Regions from separate parts of the Homo sapiens genome. Here all the other regions are linked to region 1. A link is a loop called in an ENCODE intact Hi-C map of the cell type or tissue named here. Cell type or tissue: endothelial cell of umbilical vein. All regions are shown on one strand.

Region 1 (8,000 bases):
TGGAGCTTGCAGTGAGCCCAGATCACTCCACTGCACTCCAGCCTAGGCGACAGAGCAAGGCTCCATCTAAAAAAAAAAAAAAGAATGTATTTATCCATGATTTGAACTAGTTCCACGGCGTCTGGTATAATGCTGTATGTATAAGCGTCACCAATGCATGCTTTCTAGATAAAGAAGGGTTAAAAAAAAAATGTACTCTTGACTTTCTCATCAGAAACAATTGCAGCTTTCATGTTGCCCATAACAAGTCAGAAATTGAACTAGCATTTAACTGTTTTATCCTTTTTTTAAATCAAGTTTTGTTTGAAGACATTCTCACAGTTCAGGAGAAGCCTTTGGAAAGGAACTGTTGGGATCAGTAGGCTAACTGTCTTCTCAATATGAACCTCAAGTAGATAGCAATGAGGTTGATAAAGGTGACTCATCCTATATTAGTTTTGTCTGATTTGTAACTGATATGAAGATTTAGCATATTAATTATTGATATATAATGGATAACAATTTTACTTAAGTAATACAGGAGGAATTAAGAATATATCTTATAAATGTTTACCTATATGTATCCCAGGTAGAGTTCATATGTACAATCACTAAAAAATGCTGTCTTCTTTTCCTCTATAGGAAATCAAAAGCATAGGAGTAATCAAGTTTAATTTTAGAATCAATTCAAGTGATTGGCAATTTTTTTATTATATGCCTGTTTGGGTCAGGTACTTTGCTAAGAATGAGGACAAGATGAACCTATCCATTCACTTATTCTTTGAAATATTAATACTTATTGTATCTGCTGAGTGCATATTACATGCCAGGGACTGTTAGATTCTGAAGATTCTGAAGACAAAACAGCATTTTTGCCCTCAAGTAGCTAACATTTGCGGGAGGAAAGTACATGACACATTCCTTGCCATCAAAGATTTTATGGTCTAATAGAAGACAATAGCAAATGTAAAAATAGAAACAATACAGTGTGACATGGGTGAAGAGTGAAATGTATGTATGTTAAAACATTATTACAGAAGAGAGCGCAAAGATTTATCTCATCTAGGGACATCAGAAAAGCCTTTCTGAGTTGATGACACCTGAGCTGTGGGTTTTGAAGCATGAATATTTTGCATGTGGATGGAACTAGTTAGAAGTGGGTGGAGGGATGAGACACCTCAGAGAGAACTAGCAGATGCAAAGTCATAGCGCTCTAAAGCAACACAGTGTATTCAATCATCTATAAGCTATTTGACATTAACCCAAATAAAACAGTTAAGTTCTGGGAGCTGAGTGGGGACAGAGGAATGAGATAAGAACCTGTACCTAAGTAGAATCAAATTATGCTAAGGAGCATGGACTTTATTCTATAGGAACTGGAAAGCCTTTCATAATTTTAAGCAAAAGATTAACACAGGCTTGAATTTTAGAGAGACTACTCTTTTAATAGTGTTTCTCAAAGAGGAGAATTGCATTGATTTATGTTCTCTGTTATTAAACTATTAGCCTCTGAATGAACATCATCGTATATGGTGCCTCTATCTAAGTTATTATCTAAGATATTTTCCTACTGCTTGTCAGCGGGAAATAATGAATCAGCAAGGAATTAACATAACCTAATTTTCATGGAGTCATTTCCTAAAAATTTCCACACAAACTGAATTTTGAAAAAGGTGGACATTCACTTTGTTCCAGTGAAACCATCCCATTGGCTTAGCATTTTTGCACCAGTCTCACATATATTTCTTATAATCAAATGAGAGAAAAATCAGTGGATCTTTTCCAAGTCATTTACGTTTCTAAATGTATCAGTTGTGACTATGATATAAGAGAAAAAGGCTAAAGAATCTTGACTATATGGATAAAAAAGAAACTAACATTTGTTAAACTAAAGCTGTTTCCCCCAAGCTTTTATTAATTTCCATACCCCAACTAATGTTATTAACTGTTAAGTTTATGTACTCCCATTATCTATTTCTATAAAGAAATACATGACTATAATTTTGATCACTTAGGAGCTTTCTGAAGTAGTCAATGAGTAAAATTATTGTACGGATCACTTTGATTTCATTTTCCCATCAATTATTATGTCTAAAGGATAGTTTTTGCTTTGTCCATTAGCTGGGAATCATAACCACTATTCCTTTTTAATCCTTTGTAAGGTAAGAAAATAGAGAAAACTAACAAAATGTCAGCTAATAAAGCCATATTGACTTATTAGATATTTATTTCCTTTTTATATATTTTGTCCATTAGAGTAATTTAATAGTCAAAAGTAGAACTAATTGTCTGCTTTCACACAAAGTGAATGTAGGTAAAGGTAGGGAAAATGCATAATTGATATTCCCTGCAGAGAAGTCTCTCTGAAGGGACATATAAAAATAAGAAGAAACACAGATTAGTAAGCTGACACAAAGGGTTTTTTTTAATATGGGTAATTATCTTTATTATGTATACAACCAGTGGGAAGTATACTATCTTCAGACTTGCTCATAACCCCTACTGATTTTAAGAGACAAGAAATAAGACTTTGGGTCTACACTTCATTAAATCTGCAATTGTTTAAAGGGTTGTGTTTTCTTCTGTAGTTAAATGAGGAAGCATAATGATTCATTTTTGATTATGATTTATTGAGATTTCCTGCTACAATTTTTGTGGCATTCAGTATTTTCCTTATACTATTTCATTATAGAATCTTCACAGCGTAATTTGGTATTAATATCTCTATTTTACACATGAGTAAACTCAAACTCAGAACTGTTAAATAATTTACCAAAGATCAAATAGCTAATAAGTAGCAGAGATTATATTAAATTAAACTAAGGTCTCCATGACCTTAGAGCCTCCAATTTTAACTAATACCTAAAATGGCTTCCATGCCACTGTTTAAGTTATTACTTCTGGTAATACTTATATTGTAAATGTTGCCCTTTGGTATGTACAATTTTTACAATTTCCTGGATCAAAGTTAAAATAACTCAATTTATTTTAAAAATACAGTTACTTTATAAATTTTAAGAACCATATTATGAAGGTTACATAATTCCCTTTTCTGTTTAAATACAAATATTGGAAAAGTTTTTTTGCTTTTAATATTTTAAAATTTAGGCTCTTTGCAAAATATATAAGGAATTTGGTTCTTAATTGTTTATCATCAGTTTTAATACTCTGACATGATATTATTTTGGTTGCCTTGAGCTGCATTACAAAATTTAATAAAATATTATTTTAATAGCACCAATGATTAGCTACATACCCAGCTTCTCTTTTGAGATCCCAAGGGTCCTCCACTACCTTCATTAGAAAAGTAATCTTGATATCACTAATTTGTTTTTCCAAATTGCCTATCTAAAAGTGTACAAAGAATAAGTGAAAGATTTGGGAATATAAATCAGTCTCTAACATTATTATAGATTTCTGAGTAGACTAAAATGGTACATTTATATAATTTTGTAAGTATCATTTCTCCCTGCCGTGTATCTAGTTTTAAGCTGTGTTAATAGGGCCACCAAATGAATAGACTCAATGTTACTCAATATCCTTTCCCAGTTTCCTATCAACTCTCACATAGAAGTGAAATTAGTCATCTTGCTAAGTTTGTTTTATTTTGTTTTGGGTTTTTTTGGTCCAGTCTTTCTTCCTTCATTTCTTTTCTTTTTTAAAACTCCTTTTCTCTCTGAGAAAAAATAACTGAACTTCCTTTCCCTCTTATGATATTTTCAGTTCCATATAAATATTTCTTCCTATAATTTCTTATTTCAGGAACCACTCTCTAGCCCATCTATGTCCTTACCTATAAACTTATCAAGAAGCATGTCCATATGGAAGTCTGTAGAAATAGGGTCAGTGCCAATACCACCCTCCCCCACCAAATTGTATGCTACTAAACAAGTACTTTATTTCCTATGTATATTTTATTTTGAACAAAGAAAAATGTAATTTTCTCTAAAGATTATTTTATTAAAATTATATCCACATATAAAGTATTCCATTTGATATGATAATGCACTGATGCTTAAATATGTACTTATCAAAAGTGGTGAAGGTATTAAACTAGTCTCTATCTGTTCATATTTGTTTAAATATAAAACTATGAAGCCATGCATTTTTGTGGCTTTTTAAAAATAATCAGCAGAATGCATATGTGGCATTTTCATATTGCTTTCTATAATAACATCTTGAGTTTATTAGTGGCCAATTTAATTTGTGCTAATCAGCCTAAGGCAAAAGGAGTGGCAAATTAACTTGACACATACATTTGATGTTTTTTCAGTATTTCTAGGTTTTGCACTATAACCACAACATGGCAACCCAGAATAAACACACAGATCTACAGTGTCACTTCCAATTACCACATTACTTTAAATAGCTGTAACTCACTGAAAAGCCAGCCGTGACTCATTATCATCTTGGTTTTAGCTGAGAAGGCCTGCATCAACATTGCATATGAAATGGCATGTTTGAAAATTGTACACTTTCATTAATGGTCTGAATCTGGATTTACAGCATATTTTTCTAAAATAATATTTAGCAATATTAATATACTTGGCAGAGTCATTCTTACTCAGACTCAAAACAGGCACCAAGAGACAGCAAAGTTGCTTTCCCTGCAGGCTCCTTCTTAACTCCTACTCTAAACTCACCAGGGATTGTGCAGCGGGAAATAGTTTAGTGACTAGGGAAATTGCCATAATAATCTTTGCCATCACTTGTCTTTCCTTGAGTCTTTTCTGCACACAATTTAATATAAAGTGTCAGAAAATGACTTCTCTAAAAATTTTGTGATACATATCGTCAGCCATCATTTTTCTAAAGAACAGTAACCTCAAAATGTGGTCCATAGAGTTACCATTTAATTTTTTGTTCAAACTGGGACACTTTTGAAAGTGAAAGGAGTCACTATTGATAATTAAACCATAAAAACAGGTATAAAATGAAATCGTCCACATCATATCTGAAAGTCTGGTCATTCTATCATCAACTGCTCTGCAAGAGAATCACGTAGTGTGATTGTTTACAAATCTAAATTCCTGGAGCCCATCTGCTAAACCAGAATCTCTGGCTTTGTGGCCTGGGGGTCTGCATTTTTAAAAAAGCTTTTACAGTTGCTTCTTAAGTGTATTAAACAAATAACAATAGCTGGCATTATATAATGATTAACATGTGCCAGGCACTTTTCTAATTTCTAATATATGTTATGTTTTAAAGCCTCACTTTAACTATGATAGAATGACAGGTTGATATATAAAAAATTTAAATATAGAAGGAAATGTGGCTACTTGGAAACATTTGAATGACTGGTCAAAAGATTTACATTTTACCTCGATTTCTGGAATCTTGCAAGTCACAGCCTTAATTCAATAATCTGGGATCTTGAAAAACAACTAAAAATTTGAGAACAAAGTCATTAGTGAAGAGATGATATTTTAGCTGGGCCTTAAAATCAAAGATTTTGCTGGGCAAAGAATGGAGCCAGAAGGAGTAGCTTGGGTATAATCAAGGAATCATAAAATATCTAGCATGTCTAAGAGAAGTGAGTTTCATGAGGCAGAAGACGGATGTTGGATAAGAGTGTGAAAGGTAATGAGGCTGGAATGGTAGCCTGGTGTTAAATGTCGGTGGATTAGCAGATACTTTGGGATACATACTCTCATTTGCACCCCTCCCCCATGTCTTTTTAGTACTGTATTTACAATACCATGACGGCTGGCTCAATTTCAAACTACCCACGACTGATGGTTTTACCTCCTGGAACTTTCTCTGCTTACAATTGGGGCAGCCAGAAATGCTGGAGAATTAACATTCCTCAAAGAATAGTCCACAACCAATTATTGAACTTGGTGGATTATTACCCCAGTTCCCTTGCCCATTGTGCTAAATAACTTTGAGGTACATATTCTCTAAAGGTCCCCAGGGTCCCAGCAGGATTCAACAAATGTAATTAGATTGATAACACACTCTTTGTCACTGCTTTCTCATCTCTCTTACATTTTTCTATTTCCCTACCCTTGTTTCTTGGAAAGAGCTCACCAAAGTTTGATTTGTGCTTGAATCTTTGATTCAGGCTTGGCTTCTGAAAGAACCCAAACTAAGACAACATTGTCTCTTAGGAAAATAATTTGGATTTTATCTAATTGCTTACTAAAGTAGGCAACTAAAGAAATTTAAACCAAGAGAGTGAGGAACTTTATATTGCAGCAAGAAAAGTAGCAGCAATGGGAAGGAGAGACTGGATAGGGGAGAAAGTGGTGGTAAGGCATCCAGCTAGTTAGACGGCTGGTGCAGGATACTGTTAGAAGAAGCCTGGATAAAGGTAGTGAAATAGGAAAGGGAGATATATGAGGCTCCTTTTGAAGTAGAACTGAAAGGATTAAGTGATTGATTGGATATGGGGATTGAAGATGGAAGTGCGTTCATACATTTCATCATTTGTATGAAATGATGAGCAAATCAAATTAATGAACTTCCCAAACTCAGTAGATAGCACACAGTGATACCACCTGTAGTCAGGATGCAGGCTATCCTTTGTGTAAGCCCAACAAGTGCTATTTATGTGAAATAGTCACAGCCTGGTATGCCTGAATGGCTCATCTTGATAGTACAGTGCAAAACTTGCAAAACCTTATGTGGCAGAAAAGTACAGATTAAGCTAAGGAATATACGAGGCAAATGAGAAGGCTTGTTAGAGTGGGGATTGTAGAATTTGACTGAAAATTTTGTCACATCATTTCAGATGTGGTATAGATTACACACTCGGTATTATCCTGAGCATTAAATACATAAGTGAACTTAAACAAAATGTTTAGACACATTAATGAAACCTGAGAAGTATGAATACTGATAAAATAATAGCTGGAAAGCAATCTTTTGGAAGACTGTATGAGATGAATGCATCTAAATCAAGTCTGCATTCTTGTCTTTTAAAACCTACAACTCAGATATTGCAAATTATAGAAAGCACGATGTCATGAATATTCAGAACTTATCTTTTTGTACATGCTGATTGCTTTAGGAAGTTAAACCCTAAATACAATCTTAAATCCTTTTTTAAATGGTACTCTTATAAAAACATACACAGATATCAAGCCCTTTATAATCTAGACAATAGGAGTTAGTTATGTTTGGGTGTTACTCAAAGCTTCTGCTTAGGAAATGTAGAAGGCTGCTAGTATGATCCTACTGATGCAGGGCAGGGAAGCCCCAAAGTGGAGCTTAGCCCACGAAAGAATTTTCTTTCCAGGGCTTTGCCCAGGAAAGAATTCAAGGGCAAGATGGAGGTAGAAGAAAACAGCTTTATTGAAGAGGCAGTGTTACAGCTCTGGCAGTATTACAGCTCTGTGACTCCTTCTGCAGAGCAGGACTACCCTATAGGCAGGGAGTAGTAGCTCAGGGCAGTTTTGCTGTCATATTTATACCCACTTTTAATTACATGCAGATTAAGGGGCAATTTATGCAGAAATTTCTAAGGAAGGAGTAGTAACTTGGGGTCATCAGGTCATTGCCATGGAAAGGGGAGGCAACGCCCGGGTGTTACCATGGCAATGGTAAACTTACATCGTGCACTGGTGGGCATGTCTTGTGGAAATCTGCTTCCACCCCGGTCCTGTTTTAGCTAGTCCTCAATTTGGTGTGGTGTCTAAGCCCCACCTCTGCAGTTACATCCTGCCTCCTACTTCACTAACTCTAGAATGTCCCTCTCCTGCCCACTTACTTTTTGCAATAAAAATTCACATTTAGACATAAATTCCTTTGGGTTAAGTCTACTAGGCTCCATATAAAAATGAATGCTCTCAAGGGTGAGCACCACTGTAAAAGAAGAAAATAAAGTATAGAGAACTCAGGTATGTTGAGCTTTTAAAGGGTGGAAAAGGGCAGAAAGGGCACAAATTGGGGAGATCCAGGGAACTAAAGGGAAACTATTTCACAGTTTTGATTAATGTTTTGCCTGCGTGCAGTCTGTTAGCTTTTTAGTGGTAGCTGACCATTAAAACCTGCTGTGTTCCCTGCCTAGAATGGAACAA
Region 2 (8,000 bases), 50 kb after region 1:
ATACTCTGAGAAAGAATCTGTTCCAGGTCTTTCTCCTGACTTCTGTGATTGCTGGCAGTCCTGGGATTTCTTTGACTTGTAGACCCACCACTCAGCCTCTGCCTCCATCTTCACATGGCCATATGTGTTTGTCTCTGCAGATCTGTTTTCTTTTCTTATGAAAACCTAAATCACTGGATGGAGGCCCACCCTAATTCAGTACTACCTGATCTTAACAAATTAGATCTGCTATTTCCAAATAAGGTCACAGTCTGAGGTCCTGGGTGGACATGAAATTTTGGGAACAGTATTCAAACCAGTACAGACAAGATTATTTCAAAGATCCCTTCGATACAACATTTTAAAATGTGATGACTTTAGAGCTTTAGTAGTATTTTCAATTTTCTCTTAAGCAAGATTTTTAGTATGACTGCCCATAAGATTTGGAATTATTTGAGTATTTTTAAATAAATTTTTGTTTACATTTGGATATTTTTTGAAAAATATCCAAAATAATAAATTATTTTATAATAATTTAAATTAAATTATATTTTCCCCTTTCATCCTTCTAATACATAAGAGACACTAGTTTTATGGAACTGGTGCAGTGACTTCGCTGACTTGGCATTTAGATGTTTTTAGTACTTAATAATTTCTTCTACTCACATCTGTAATGAGTTCTGTATTTGCCACTTATGAACCCTTTTACTGATGGTCAATTTGGTCAATGAGGCTTTGAAGCTGTTCTGCTGGAGTTGTTCTAGAAAGCAATCTTAGGCATATTCCCATGTTTATGCTTGAATTTACTGTACTTAACAGAAGTATTACAAATACCGAAAAATCTAATGATTCGATAGTAAATTAAGAGTAAAGAAAAAGACTTTTTTTCCAATAGATTATTTTTTCATTCCTTCCCTTCCTCTCTTACTCCCTTCCTTCTTTCTTTACTTCCCTCTTCAGTCTATCACATTCAGAAAACTATCAATATCATTGCCAGTGTGCAAATCTGGGTACTTTTTACAATTAAATATTCTGGATTAACATCTTAAATAGGTTTCCGACAGTGGTAAGAGTCTTGTTGCCAAAACCGAAATGTTTGTCAGTGAGTATGTTAGCATGCTTGGATTATGCATACAATTTTTCTTAGCTTTTCAAAATATAATTATGTTACATTTACCATGAAAACAATAACACTCTAAGTGTTATATGCCAGGCCAGGCGCCGTGGGCCGAGGTGGGTGGATCACCGGAGGTCAGGAGTTTGATACCAGCCTGGGCAACATGGTGAAACCCCGTCTCCACTAAAAAAATAAATAAATAAAAAATTAGCTGGGCATGGCGGTGGGCACCTGTAATTCCAGCTACTTGGGAGGCTGAGACAGGAGAATTGCTTGAACCTGGGAGGCGGAGGTTGCAGTGAGCCAAGGTCGTGCCATTGTACTCCAGCAAAACTCCATCTAAAAAAAAAGAAAAAATGTTATATGCTAAACTTTTGAACATGGCTGAAAGTTGTTTTATTCTAATAAGATAGAAATAGCTATACATTATTCTTCATTTTTTTTTGGTTAGCATTTATTAGATACCTTCTTTATTCCATCAGCATACTAGGCATTGAGGACACAATGTTGAGTACAAACCTGAATTTCTGCCTTCAGCAATTCATAATCTAATTAAAGACACGGGCACATGTACACATGACAGCCTAAGGTACAGGGTTTAGATTAGTGTTACTTTGAAGGAATTTCCAAACTTTTGCTGTACCTTTGAAAATGGCTTATTATAATACTGTAAATTATGCAATTTTCAGAGCATAATATGCTATTATAAAGATACTTTTTTCATTTTTAGTTATTTTAATTATTTCACTGCTATAGTCTGAGTGTCCCCTGAAGATTCATACATTAGAACCTAATTCCTGGTATGATAATATTAAAAAGTGGGGCCTTTGGGAAGTGATTAAGTCATGAGGGCTCTACTCTTTGAATGGCATAAGTGCTCCTATAAAAGACATATGAAAGGGCTCTCATTACCCTTCCACCATGTGAGGACATGGCAAGAAGGCACCATCCGTACCATCTTTGATGAAGAAAGCAAGCCCTCAAGCAGCCACTGAATCTGCTGGCACCTTGATCTTGGATTTGGATTTTCTTGACTCTTGGATTTTATCTTAGATTTTCCAGCCTACAAAACTATGAGCAGTGCATTTCTCTTGTTTATAGATTATCCATTCTAAGATAATTGTTATAGCAACCTGAATGAACCATGACATTTACTATAATAATGTATATTATAGATCAATAATAGATCATTATTCTGTCATAATAGGAAATAGGATTTTAGACATTTTTATACATTATCATTAATATAAGGAATGTTATTGATAACTTCCACAATATTCAGTTTTGTAGCAGATCTCTATTCTTAATTCTTTCAAATACTTGAAAGTCAATGAAGCTGTTAGTTGACTAGAAATGACTACCATCTCTAAATGCTTGGGTTTACAAGTTTAATTAAACTACAATTCTAACACTTTAAACCAAATGTCAGTGTTTTCTTTTATTTCTAAATATGACATGCTGTGGAATCAGTCACTTTATAGATTGATAGGTAGTACAAATGATTCTGTTTTGATTTATCTTCAGGATATGCTTTTATTCTCAGTTGTGTGTGCTGGATAAATCATGGGAGTACTTTACAAATGCATGACAAAATGATCTAGCATTAAACAAATGTCACTGGGATACTGATTGAATAAACTCTATAGCTATACAATGATCTTATTGAAAATACAGTTTTGCTTCTCACCAAATCTGCTTGCCTTTCAGTAATTTGAACTACCATCTCCCCAATTTATCATTCTGGAAATGTGAGAGTCAACCAGCCTTCATTCTTCCCTCTCCTTTATCTAACAACAATACCAGGGTTTCCTTTCCTTCTTTAACATCTCTTAAATCACTCCATTTCTTTCTAACCCCACTGCCTCTGCCTCCATCCATGCCACTGCCATCTCATTTGGCTTTCTAATACAGCTTTCTAACTTGTCTTCTCACATAAATTCTTTCCACCTTCCAAACTATCCTCTACCTTTACAACCAACCATTTCATTCCTTGTTCAACACCCTTCAATTACTTCCCCTTGCTCCTGAGATAAAATTGAGATTCCATGATATGGTATAAAGGAGAATTGGCAAAATGGTAAAAGTCATGACTCACGTCAATATATAACATTTTTAAAAAGTCAAAAATGTTTTGTAATGTAAGATGCTACAACCATTGAACCATTGTAAAGGATAGACATACATAGACAATAAGGAATGCTGAAATGAAATTTTAATGATAAAAAACTGTATTGCAAAGAGCAAAAATGTAACATTTATAATCATCTTTTTATATGACTAATATTATTACTGAAAAAATTCATTTTAATTTTTATAAATAGGAATCATTTGCACCTCCATTTGTTCACCATGGATTAACTTGGACCTCTATGAAGTGGCAAAACAGCCTGGCCAAGGATAAAGGGTCAGAGCCCTATAGAATCGGATAACCTGAAGGCTCCTCTAGGAACAACACACTGCATTCTATTGAAAGGACTCCCAGTATTCCTTTTGTCCAAAGTCTTTCACAATTTTTACTGACAGTGGCTTGCAAGGCTGTGCGGTCTTGCTCTAGCTCTCCATCCTCCTCATCTGGTAATATCCTCTTTGTCTGTACTCCATCCATTCTGGAATTTGACTCCCAAACATTTTTTTCTCTCCTTGTTCTCAGAGCTTTAACACTTGTTATCCCCTTTTTGTGGAACATTTCTTCCTGTACTTTTTGTTTTTTTGTTTTCTACAGGTCTCTGTTTAAAAGATCACTTTCTCAAGGCAGCCTCTAGGAAACACTGACTCACTTAGAACTTCCTTTGGTATATTCCAGGACATCGTTTTAGTAACACTGATTGTTACTAAGTTGTAATTGCTTGATTACTGCTTGTACTATCCTTTAGTCTGAAAAATTATAGGAGGACAGGGACTGTCTCTTTTCTCATGAATCTCTATAAAGCTATATTGAAGAAGCTCAATATATATTTATAAATTTATTAAAATCTTCCTTGAAGGTTTATATTTATTTATTGTTTTTATCAATATTGCTGCTGCATTTTAAAATATAATAATGATAAATAATAGTATTTTAAAAATTATATCAATAGTAAGCATATATTGAAGTTTATCTTATACACTAATTTATTCCAAAATATGGTATAAAACTTACTAACCAGCTGAATTTATGAAATTTGGTGCATTTCTCACTGAGCAGATAAAAGAGCTATTTTTATCCATTCAGTGAGAGGTATCAAACAGCTACTGTGTTACAAAGTAGAAATTCAGGCATCAAAATCTGAGAGAGCTCATGTGCACATACTCATGTGGATTTCAGAGGCAAATGCAAATATTTATGAGTTCTGTAGTAGGCTTCAGAAACGGCCACAGTGGTAGCAAAAGATAAAATGATTAGTTCTGCTTTGGTATGTACAAAAGTGTCCACAGGGAAAAATTGCTAGAAGTGATGTGAGGGTTTCAAAAGCACATCAGGATGTAAGGGAGGCCATTTCATACTGAGGAATGGGCAGGAACAAACCACAGAGGCATGATGCATTTCAGGAAAATGAAACAAGTTCAGTGTCATTGCAGCATAGCATACATTTAAGGTAGAGGCCAGAGACAGATTCCAAATGGCCTTGAATGCCATACAAAAGAATTTACACCTAAACCTACAGGCAAAAACCAGCCACTAAAGAGTTTTAAGTAGGTTTGGATTTTTAGAATTTATTAGAATGTAACACAGCAGTTCCCAAAGTGCTCTTCACTACAAGGTCATCGGTTAGAATTTTGCTCTGTATATACCTTTTAATCGAAGATAATAGAAAATGAAGTAAGCTTTCCTCATTGATGGTCTTATTTAGTCTGTGCGCAGGTCCAGTGTACCAGATGAAACTGCTAGCACGTGGTGCTCTTAGGGAAGAGTGGGAACCCCATTGTGCAGAGGATAGACAACAGCGTCCTCTCTCACTTATTGGTTTGCTTTCAGCATATTGCTGAGTATCACAGGTTGCATTCCTGGTTAAGTGGTTTCTGTAGATAATATTGTTAATTTTAACTAAATGAACATTCACAAGATAGGAAGTTTAAGAACATTCTTTAAGAAAGCATTGGATTGAAGAGAAATTATAATACAGATGGTGGGGAGCGGTATCGAGATGACACGGCTGCTCCCTGCTGTTCTTTCACTGTACTCCAAGGTTAAAAAGCAGTGATGATCTACTCAAATCTGACAAGAAAGGGGCGAAAATTCAAATGATTAAGAAGGCCATATGAAATATGGATTTCCTTATACTATATTTAATTATGAACTTTGACCTAACTGTACAATGTGTCCTGAGACATGAGCTAGTAATCACATGTGACCTTCAAAATCTGCATAACATTTTCAAACAAAGCATCTATAAAATAAAGATGTATGTATTTTTTTCTGGGAATGTTTAAGATATACAATACTGAATCTAAGGAGGTGTCTTGCTATATCTGGTGAAATAGAGCATCTATAAAATGTACAAATAACAACAGGTACACATATCAGGGAGGCATGCTCAAAAATCTTTTCACTAAATACTAAGGGATGACTGTACTTACATTATTTAAAACAAACAAACAGCCTTTAGAACAGAAATTATCTCCCAGGGGCCTGTAAAAGTAAACACATGAGGTAATGCAAATCATGTTGATTAAATATCATAGTTTGACAAGAAAAGATTCATTCAGAGTATGAATCTCATGAAAAATTTTTTAACCATTTATGTTACCATCTCTTCGGTCTACTCAACTGCTTATATTGATGCACTGAAAGTCAGGGCTTTCAAGAATCTCTCAAAAGTTCTTGGCAATTTTCTAGAATGTTAATTCTTAGTTTGACACATTTCTTTTGCACAAGTGTATTTCTTAATACTCCACTTTGTACTAATTCCATTGATCAGCATACAAGTTAGTCATATGTCTTTTTCTTTTCAAAACTAAGCCTCAATTCTATTTTTATTCAAGAGACAGAATACTCTTTCCAAATAATAGGTCTATACAAATTTACTTATGTTTTAAAATGACCTCATTATATCTTAGTGTCTTCAAAATAAGGTTGCGATTAAATGTCACGTTGAGGAATCTCACTCTCAGCATGTTAGCAACTCTTCTATATTTGAAGACATATATTAAAGAAAATTGCAAAACAGAATTGATTTGATGTCTGTAATTTGAAAAGAAAATGGAGGTTCAGTAACTATGTGGTGAGTTCATAATGGGCATAGATGTATAAATCATCTAATATTCCAATTAATGAACATTATTGAGTTAGGGATTGATCCAGATAGTAAGAATCAGAGGTAAACAGATAAACAAGGTCTCTTCTTTTATGGAGCATGTGTTCATGGAAGGATAAACTTCAATTTAAAAGGTGAACAAATGATTAAACATTTCACTGAACCTAATAAAACAGTATAATGTGTATTATGGCAGGGAAGGCTAAATACTTTTCAAACAACTAACTTGTACTTCTACTCTCTTGGCTATCAACACCTGATTAAAGTGGCCCAGGAGAAAGAAAAATGTAAAAGAAGAAATACCTATTGAAAATAAATACTTTTCTTTAAAATTAAGTTTAAGGATTACCAGAAGCATAATTTTGTCAAAAGTAGAACTAAAGAGTAGACAAGCATAGGAAAGAGAGTTGAAGAATCATTCTTTTTAGTAGTTACTAAAGCTGTTAACCTTATATTATACCTCAAGAGATAATGTGGTTAAAAAACAAATGAAAATACATAAACTTGATATACAAATTGCTATAGGCAATTTGCTCATTTTTGCCTGAGCAAATGTGACAATTTCTTGCCAATTTTTTAAGATAATCATTTTAGATAGCCACTTCAGTTTTCTAAAATCTGTCTTGAATGTATAACTAGTAATTCCCAAAATTCCCCTTTGTATAAACATAACTCATGTTATTCCTAGGCGATATTCATATACTGTGGAGAGATGGTTTTTGTTTGTTTGTTTTGGTCTATTGTGTTTCCGTGGTAGTGTTAAGGAAGAGGGAGTTGGTGATATGAGCATCTACGTTGCTACTGTCATGAAAATCCTTGAAATTCTGAAACACTCATTTTTCTAAGAACTAGAAATCCATTCTTGTCTTAATGTTTTGTTTCACTTTTTCCATATATCTATGGACTTTCAAGAGAAGTATTAGATGATTTTCTGATACTAGAAGTTGAATTACAGGAAAAAAACACTATTTAAAAATCAGATTGATGTCTAAAATGTTGTAATATTTAACTACTTTAGACTGGGCTGGTACAAGATGATGGATGGCTCTTTGGTGTAGTTAGAGAACACCTTGATGTTCACCAATTTATGATGGTGACATATCCTCAGGTCACCAGAGGAGGAATTGAGTATGGTACTTAGGACAAACAACAGTAAGTGCTTTAACAGTTCAACACTAAAAATTGAATGCCTTTACACAGTGTTTCTTAACCATATAAAGTCTAAAATAGATATTCTTGATCAGAAGATAGTCATTTAAAGACTCAGACAATTTAGCTGGGTATAGTGGCACATGCCTGTAGTCCTAGCTACTTGGGAGACTAAGGTTGGGAGGATCCCTTCAGCTTAGAAGCTACAGTGAGTGATGATCAAGCCTCTGCACTCTAGCCTGGGCTTAAGAGTGAAACCCTGTCTCATTAAATTAGATAGATAGATAGATAGATAGATAGATAGATAGATAGATAGACAGACAGACAGACAGACAGACAGACAGACAGACTCAGACTCCTTTCACTTTCTGGCTCCACCTTCCCTAAGGTCCTTGGAGTTGTCTGTGTTTGGCTGTTTGCTAGGGAAATTATAGAGAGGATCCCAAATAGGAAAAGTGACACAAGTCACTTTCACCCATGTTCAATTGCCCTGCACTTACCCAACTGCCAGAGAGGCTAGG
Region 3 (8,000 bases), 78 kb before region 1:
ATTTGTAAATTCTGTCAACACTCCTAAATAACAAGTACCAGACAAAGCCCATGTCTAGTTCACTGCAGAATTCTAGCATAGTACACAGTGTCTATCATGGGGTGGCTGCTCAGCAAATACTTGTGAAATAAATAAGTAAGCAAATTTTATAGCCATAAGAATTCTTTTATTTATGACTTTAAATAAAAAGTCATAATCAGGAAAAAAATGCACAGGAATTACTTTACATTACTTACTTTTCCAACTGAAGTTCCTCTTTATAGTGTCTTGCAGAATCTGTAGTACCTTTCATCTTACAGCCTATGAAATGATTTGGTTAATAATAAATGATATACTACCCATAATGGAAACATGGGATACTTAGCTTATATATTTACACTCTTACATAGAAACCTAACAGACATATAGGTAGTGCAGCTTATTGGCTGAGTTGCATGACTTGAGCAGAGTCATGTAGCCTTCACAACTTTCACTTTCTCCTTCTCTGACCTGCCTCGAATACCTGAGAATCCCTCCAGTAACAAATCCCTTATGTCCAATTCCTTTTTTTTTTTTTTTTTTTTTTTTTTTTTTGAGATGGAGTCTCGCTCTGTCACTGAGGCTGGAGTGCGGTGGCATGATCTCGGCTCACTGCAAGCTCCGCCTCCCGGGTTCACACCATTCTCCTGCCTCAGCCTCCCAAGTAGCTGGGACTGCAGGCATCCACCACCACACCCAGCTAATTTTTTGTATTTTTAGTAGAGACGGGTTTCACCGTGTTAGCCAGGATGGTCTCGATCTCCTGACCTCATGATCAACCCTCCTCAGCCTCTCAAAGTGCCGGGATTACAGGCGTGAGCCACCGCACCCGGCCATACCCAGTTACTCTTTATAAACTAAGGTCTCTGTGGTTTTGCATGTAATTTTCTTCCTCTATGGAATGTCTTTTTACCCTTCTCTATTTGGAAAATCATACAGTCTCTACTAACTTGTTCTAAATATAAGCTATCTCTATTCCCCTAACCTTAACATGCTCCCCCAAATTCGATCTGTATTTTCATCCCCACCCTTACCATCAAGACAAGCAGAATTAATGTCTTCCATTGTTTCTCCATAGTCCTAAGTACCTACTGGTACTATACCGTATGTCACATTGTTTAGGCCTGTGTTAGGTGGTGAGATATACTGTGCATTTTTGTCAATTTATGAAGATTGTACAGAGTAAATGTTCAGTGAACTTTTATTTTTTGAACAGATAATAAGCTGTGTTAAATGGTTTTCTTCCAGTGAATTTTGTTATACTGGAATTATAATCTTTGTAATAAAAAGAAACAGTATTTATAAGCTTCCTTAGACTCACGTTTCATGTTGGCATGGACTAACACCTCGGAAATACCATTTGTTAAAATAGGTTCAGGGCACTGTGCTGGTTTTATGCCTAACACCATCTCCCACTCCTTATTACAACCCTATGAATAAGTGTTGTTATTCACATTTTGTAAGTGATGAAACAGGCTCAGAGAATTAAATGACTTTCTCGGGACCACAGAGCTAATGGGCAAAGTGAGCATTTTAAACCAGTTCTTTCACTTTAAACTTCACACACTTGGACTTTGTCTTGCTGCTGCCTACTATTTACCAATGACCCATTTGTTACTTAAAGAAACCAGGATTTTAGAAAAATCAGTACAAGGAAGGGAGGTTTTCATTAAAAAAAAAATAAAATAAAAATTTCGGAACTAGATTGAAAAAGGTAGGCCTCAGTAGAGCCACAAAATTTGGGGACCCTGAGCAGACAGAGCTAAGATTACTCAGTGCTGGGGACAGTGGGTATAAGGAAAACTGTACCGAGAACTTGAGAGACAAATTCACCTCCTTTGCTATTCAGGTTTTATAGTCAAAAGAATTAAACAGAGACCAAGGAGGATGATTGCTTGAAGCCAGGAGTTTGAGATCAGCCTGGGCAGCAAAGTGAGACCTTGTTTCTACAAAAGATCTGCCTGTGCTCCTACCTATTCCGGAGGCTAAGATGGGAGGATCATTTGAGCCCAGGAGTTTGAGGCTGTAAGGAGCTATGATTGTACCACTGCACTCCACCCTGGGTGACAGAAGTTTTTTAGAGATCCTGTTTCTAAAATAAAATAAAAATAAAAAAGAATTAAACATTCAGCAGATGTTTACTGACTGCCAACTCTTTGAAATTCATGGCACTATGTTTTGTAAAGAAGTACAGTGCTATCTGTAATAGTTGACAGTACCTAGCCCAAATTAATAAGTGCAAAAAAAAAAGGTTGTATAGTGCCAAAAAAGGTAAATGCCACAGACATTCCCAGATTGAACTCAAGAGCGCCTTAAAACAAGAGCTACATCTTATCTTTCTTTATATCCCCAGTACCTAGCACCCTGCCTGGTATTTTTTTAAAAAAGGGTTGTGAGTTAATTAATAGATGATTGAGTAGCATGCATTTGGCAGGGGGGCAGTTATAAGAAGATTCATGGAAGAAACAAAATGTGAGTTAATTATAAAAAAAAAAAGAATAGAGAAAAAGGAGAAGGTATTCTAGGTGCATTTCCACCTGGGAAATCCTCTCCTTTTTAAAAATTCTATTCACAGATGTGGAGGAAAGCAAAAAAGAGAAAGTATTTACCATAGCATAGGGGGAAAGAGATAAGATGCAACAAAATTGTGAAATGTTAGGACATAAGGCTGAAAACGGAAGACCAAATTGTGGGGAGCCTTTAAGACTTGTCAGCTTACTAATAAGCTGTAACAAATCCAGTAGCAGGAAGAAAGTATTATTTGGAGGAATTTACTTGTATGGGTATGGCGTTATTTCAAACTCCAAGGAATTAGTTTAATGAGAGCCTGGAATCAGTTATTTGGAGTGGCAGTTGAAGGCAGAGATGTATTCAATAATCATTATAAGGAAAGACTTAATAAAGACTTAACAACTAACTGCATATAAAGGGTGTGGGTGAAGAAGTAGATAAAAAGATCCTGAGATCTCCAGTCTGGGACATTTGGCAGATGTGTCGTCCAGGCAGTAACAGGGACAAAGGAAGGACAGAGCATTGTTGCCAAAGATACCTGATGGCAGGTTCCTTGAATTTCTATTACTTTTTCAGGAAGAGCCCCTCATTGGAAATGTGCTTTGCATCCCAAGTAAGGTAAGGTACACTGTTAGGGCTCATTCAAGTGTCAGGTAGGCGGGTGGCCAGAGAATGAAAGTGTTAATAAAACATTTATCAGTAAACTTTTATTTGCAAAGACTAGATGACCACTGCATTTATTTCAAACAGTAATCAGATTCAACAAACAAGAAGTTAAGCTCAGTAAACAGCTAGTTGTGCTTCAGCCATTTGGGGCAATAATCTAGGTGTCTTTCCAAGAAATGTAGTCCCCTGAAGAGGCTGGCTTAACCTTTTGTTTGCTGATTGTAATTACAATGCATTTAGAATTAAGATGAAGAGCTTTTTTATTGCAGGAGCTAATTTGAAAGCAGTCCGGTGATAAAATTTGCAGATAACTCTGCTCTAGCAAAGTCCCATTTGAATTTTTCCTATTATCAGTTAAAGGACTTAGATATCAGTGGACTTCGCCTTAGTGTGGTGGTTTGTTCTCAACTCTCATCTATTTCAGTGAGGCGGTAGCAGCAGTGACTGCTTTATTACTCCATGTGAAATAGGCTGCTGGAAAAGTGTCAAAGCCCATGGGGTCAGCAATCTGACATCCTTCCTAAGGAAGCAGAGGGCACAAGCTAACTAACATGTGGTGCAAATAAAGAGGAATATGGTAACAGGAAAGAAGTCAAGTCTTGGAAGAGAAGAAGAGTAAGCAATAAATATACTGGGGACGGGTGGATTTGGATAAGCTGAGAGGAAGCCACAAGCACAGGAATATGCTAATAATGAAAACAAATGCTAAATGAGCTCCACAGTGTTTTCCAAATAGCTTAGATTTTTCGAATCCTTTGAGTGGGATAGCTTCACCTATACACCTTTGACTCCTCTAGTCAAGATTTATAAGGCAACTTTTGCTGCAGTTATCTTAGCATTTATGCACAATTGGTCTTTTTAAGAGAAATTCTCACTACCCCTGTGAAGCAGTGGGACAAGTTCATCTTACTGATGAGGGCAACGAGGCACAGAAAGGTTACCTGACTTGCTTGAGGTCATGTATCAAAAGCTGGCAGAAGTTAAACTCAGGAAATTCTGAAGTGACTCACTTCAGAGCTCATAACAAAATTTAACTTTAAAGATAATTAAGCTCAATTCATACCCTCTGCATCTTCATTGTAGAATTTATGCTATCCTCATGGCTTACAGAAAGGGAAACGTCACAACAAATTGTTGCAGTGAGTTTTCAAGCAGAAATATATCTTATTATTTATTAATATTGAATTGTTTGATCACGCTCTTGCTTAATGCTCTCTTTTACCCTAAAATATACACATGAAACAATCATGTATCCTCCTAGCTTCAATGCTGCTAAAGGGATAGAAGAATCAATTGGTTAGTAAGCTCCTCAGCACAGATTCAACAGCTCTTCTCAGACTTCATTTGGACTATGATGTTCAGATAAAGACCTTGCATGTAAGGATAGAATTGACTGACTAGAGTGTGTCTATAATAGGCAATTGGGACAATATGTTTTTAGAAAGCCATGTCTCAAAAGTAATAGCTGAAAGAAGTGGGTGTGTTGACCTTGGTGAGGAGAGTACTGAAGGGAACCATAGTAATTGTTTTCAGATATTTGAAGGGCTCTCATAGAAAAGGGAGTGGCCTAGTTTTGAGTTGTTCCAGAAGGCAGCATTAGGCAGAAGCTGAAAGGAGGCAGATTTTGGCTTAAAATAAAGGTTTTGCTAACAATCAGAGCATTCTTACAACATAATGGAGTGCCTTGTTAGATGGGAAAATGGACCGGAACTCTTAACTGAACACCTTGTATTTTCTAGGAACCGGGCCATTGGCACCACAAAGCAGCAAAAATAAAAGACAAAATTAAAGATGCTGGCATGTTGTAGGCACCCAAAGATGTTTGTTCATTTTCTTCCCCTCCCTGAGTGTTTCTTATATACATTCCCACAATGATCCATGACATTGTCATTATTACCAACATTCTGCAGAGTAGGACAAGGCAGCAAGAAAAAGGGAGAAGTGAGGACTTGAATGTGTATCTCTCTGTCCCCAATTCTCACATCCCTCCTACTGTGCGCTGCCATCTCCATCACAGAAACCTGCTATCCTGTACTCTCCTACCACCATAGATACTCAGCCAAGAGCAATCAGGAAAGGAGGGACAAGATTTCATGCATTTGGTAGAAAGTTGTTTAGAAAACTTTAAAGTCTTTTTATTCTTTGTGACTCTTCTGTCTTCTTAAAATGTGACGCTACTTCCTCAGCAGATGCTCTGTGCTATTCAATTATACTTTGGTTCTGAAAAAAAAAAAAAAAAAAAAAAGCAGACCCATTTCTAACATTTCCATGACAGGTTTAGTGAAGTGATTGGGAATAGTTGAATGTACTCCTGGAATCACTGCTTTACCCCAAAACTCCCTCTGATTTTCCTTTATAAGTTTATTCATTTATGGCATTCCTTATTTAGGTTGTATCCAACAGGGACTTGGAGAGTTTTAAAGTATGGTATAAAAAATACTGGCATGACCCCTGAACACACTGCTTATCTTTCTTTCTTTAAAACTGCATTCCTTTGATCTTGAGTGCTTATCACTTATTAGTCTCTTATTAAAATGCTAAGATGCTAAGGTGGTTTGTCTTAGGGGGCTTAAACTTTATTAACCAGCATCTCAGCTATTAGATTTTATCTTGATGGAAGTTAGTTGATATTCCACTGATCTTCACGAATAGTTTTGCTTTTTAAATGATAACAGGGGAAGTGTTTGAATCTACCCTCTGAGATGCTTTTTGGGTACCCTACATATAAATCTCCTATTGTTTTTGCTCGTGCTGTGTCTTTATTCTTTCCTGCCTAAAGTGTGCATATTCATGACTCATCTGTGCCACAGTGCTTATCTCAAATAATTAATGGAAAAATAGAAAACCTAGGTTTTAAACTCTTTAATAGTATAATCTGGTATATATTTATTTAACTCTCTGAGTTTCTTGTTTTCTTTTGTAAAATGAAAATATTAGTGTATTAGTTCATTTTCACACTGCTGATAAAGACAAACCCGAGACTGTGTAATTTAAAAAGAAAAAAGGTTTAATGGATTCACAGTTCCACGTGGCTGGGGAAGCCTCACAATCATGGCAGAAGGAGAAAGGCATGTTTTACCTGGCAGCAGATATGAGAGAATAATAGAACTTGTGCAGGGAAACTCCCCTTTATAAAACTATCAGATCTCTTGAGACTTATTCACTATCACGAGAACAGCACAGGAAAGATCTGCCCCCAAGATTCAATTACCTCCCACCAGGTCCCTCCCATGACATGTAGGAATTGTTGGAGCTACAATTCAAGATGAGATTTGGGTGGGGACACAGCCAAACCATATCATTCTGCCCCTGGCCCCTCCCAAATCTCATGTCCTCACATTTCAAAACCAATCATGCCTTCCCAACAGTCTCCCAAAGTCTTATCTCATTTCAGTGTCAAATCAAAAGTCCACAGTCCAAAGTCTCATCTGAGACAAGGCAAGTCCCTTCTGCCTATGAGCCTGTAAAATCAAAAGCAAGTTAGTTACTTCCTAGATACAATGGGGATACAGGCATTGGATAAATACACCCATTTCAAATGGGAGAAATTGCCCAAAATGAAGGAATGAAGGGCTAAAGTCCCCCATGCAAGTCCAAAATCCAGCAGGGCAACCAAATCTTAAAGCTCCAAAAAAAAAGATCTCCTTTGACTCCATGTCTCATATCCAGGTCACGCTGATGCAAGAGGTGGGCTCCCATCATCTTGGGCAGCTCTGCCCCCGTGGCTTTGCAGGGTCCAGCCTCCCACCTGGCTGCTTTCACAGACTGGCACTGAGTGTCTGTGGCTTTTCCAGGTGCATGGTGCAAGTCATTGGTGGATCTATTATTTAGGGTCCTGGAGGACAGTGACACTTTTCTCATAACTAGGCAGCACCCCAGTGGGGACTTTGTTTGGGGGCACCCACCCCAAATTTCCCTTCAGCACTTCCCTAGCAGATGTTCTGCATGAGCACCCTGCCTCTGCAGCAAACTTCTGCCTGGACATTCAGGCATTTCCATAGGTCCTCTGAAATCTAGGCAGAGGTTCCCAAACCTCAAATCTTGACTTCTGTGCACCACCAGGGTCAACACCATGTGGATGCTACCAAGGCTTGGGGCTTGCACCCTCTGAAGCCATGGCCTGAGCTCTACCTTGGCCCCTTTTAGTCACTGCTGGATCACCTGGGGCACAGGGCACCAAGTCCCTAGACTGCACACAGCAGAGGGACCCTGGGCCAGGCCCATAAAACCATTTTTCCCTCCTAGGCCTCCAGGCCTGTGATGGGAGGGGCTGCTTTGAAGGTCTCTGACATGCCCTGGGGACATTTTCCCCATTGTCTTGCTGATTATTATTCAGCTTCTAGCTACTTATGCAGATTTTTGCAGCTGGCTTGGATTTCTCCTCAGAATATAGGATTTTCTTTTCTATCACATTGCCAGGCTGCAAATTTTCCAAACTTTTATGCTCTATTTCCCTTTTAAAGCTAAATGCTTTTAACAGCACCTGTCACCTGTTGAATGCTTTGCTGCTTAGAAATTTCTTCCACCAGATACCCTAAATTATCTCTCTCAAGTTCAAAGTTCCACGAATCTCTAGGGCAGGGACAAAATGCTGCCAGTGTCTTTGTTAAAACATAACAAGAGTTACCTTTGCTTCACTTCCCAACAAGTTCTTCATCTCCATCTGAGACTACCTCAGCTTGGATTTCATTGTCCATATCATTATCAGCATTTTGGTCAAACCCATTCAGCAAGTCTCTAGGGAGTTCCAGACTTTGCCACATTTTTCTGTTGTCTGAGCCCTCCAAACTGTTCCAATCTGTTAC

What was found. Hi-C counts contacts between places; a loop is a spot of excess contacts. Peaks named below come from ENCODE experiments on the same cell type or tissue, not always from the same donor. Only the 100,000 strongest peaks of a DNase experiment are listed, where the experiment ranks them.
Region 2: it touches region 1 in a loop (4-fold over the local background); 3 of 110 quality-filtered maps call a loop at or near these places.
Region 3: a loop joins it to region 1, with 3 times the contacts of the local background. A loop is called at or near these places in 2 of 110 quality-filtered maps.

Annotation. Positions count from the first base shown.
Region 1 is chr2:212,028,552-212,036,551 of GRCh38, reverse strand. All of the region lies in intron 2 of ERBB4 (erb-b2 receptor tyrosine kinase 4), which reads left to right. Among named protein-coding and RNA genes, the nearest start is that of MIR548F2, 390 kb to the left of the region's middle. In endothelial cell of umbilical vein, no CTCF peak of the experiment used is centred here; DNase peaks (open chromatin) are centred at 1,161, 1,441, 3,521 and 4,301; H3K27ac peaks cover 4,764 bases.
Region 2 is chr2:211,978,193-211,986,192 of GRCh38, reverse strand. All of the region lies in intron 2 of ERBB4 (erb-b2 receptor tyrosine kinase 4), which reads left to right. Among named protein-coding and RNA genes, the nearest start is that of MIR548F2, 440 kb to the left of the region's middle. In endothelial cell of umbilical vein, no CTCF peak of the experiment used is centred here; a DNase peak (open chromatin) is centred at 3,782; H3K27ac peaks cover 753 bases.
Region 3 is chr2:212,106,147-212,114,146 of GRCh38, reverse strand. All of the region lies in intron 2 of ERBB4 (erb-b2 receptor tyrosine kinase 4), which reads left to right. Among named protein-coding and RNA genes, the nearest start is that of MIR548F2, 320 kb to the left of the region's middle. In endothelial cell of umbilical vein, no CTCF peak of the experiment used is centred here; DNase peaks (open chromatin) are centred at 3,696, 4,126 and 5,926; H3K27ac peaks cover 562 bases.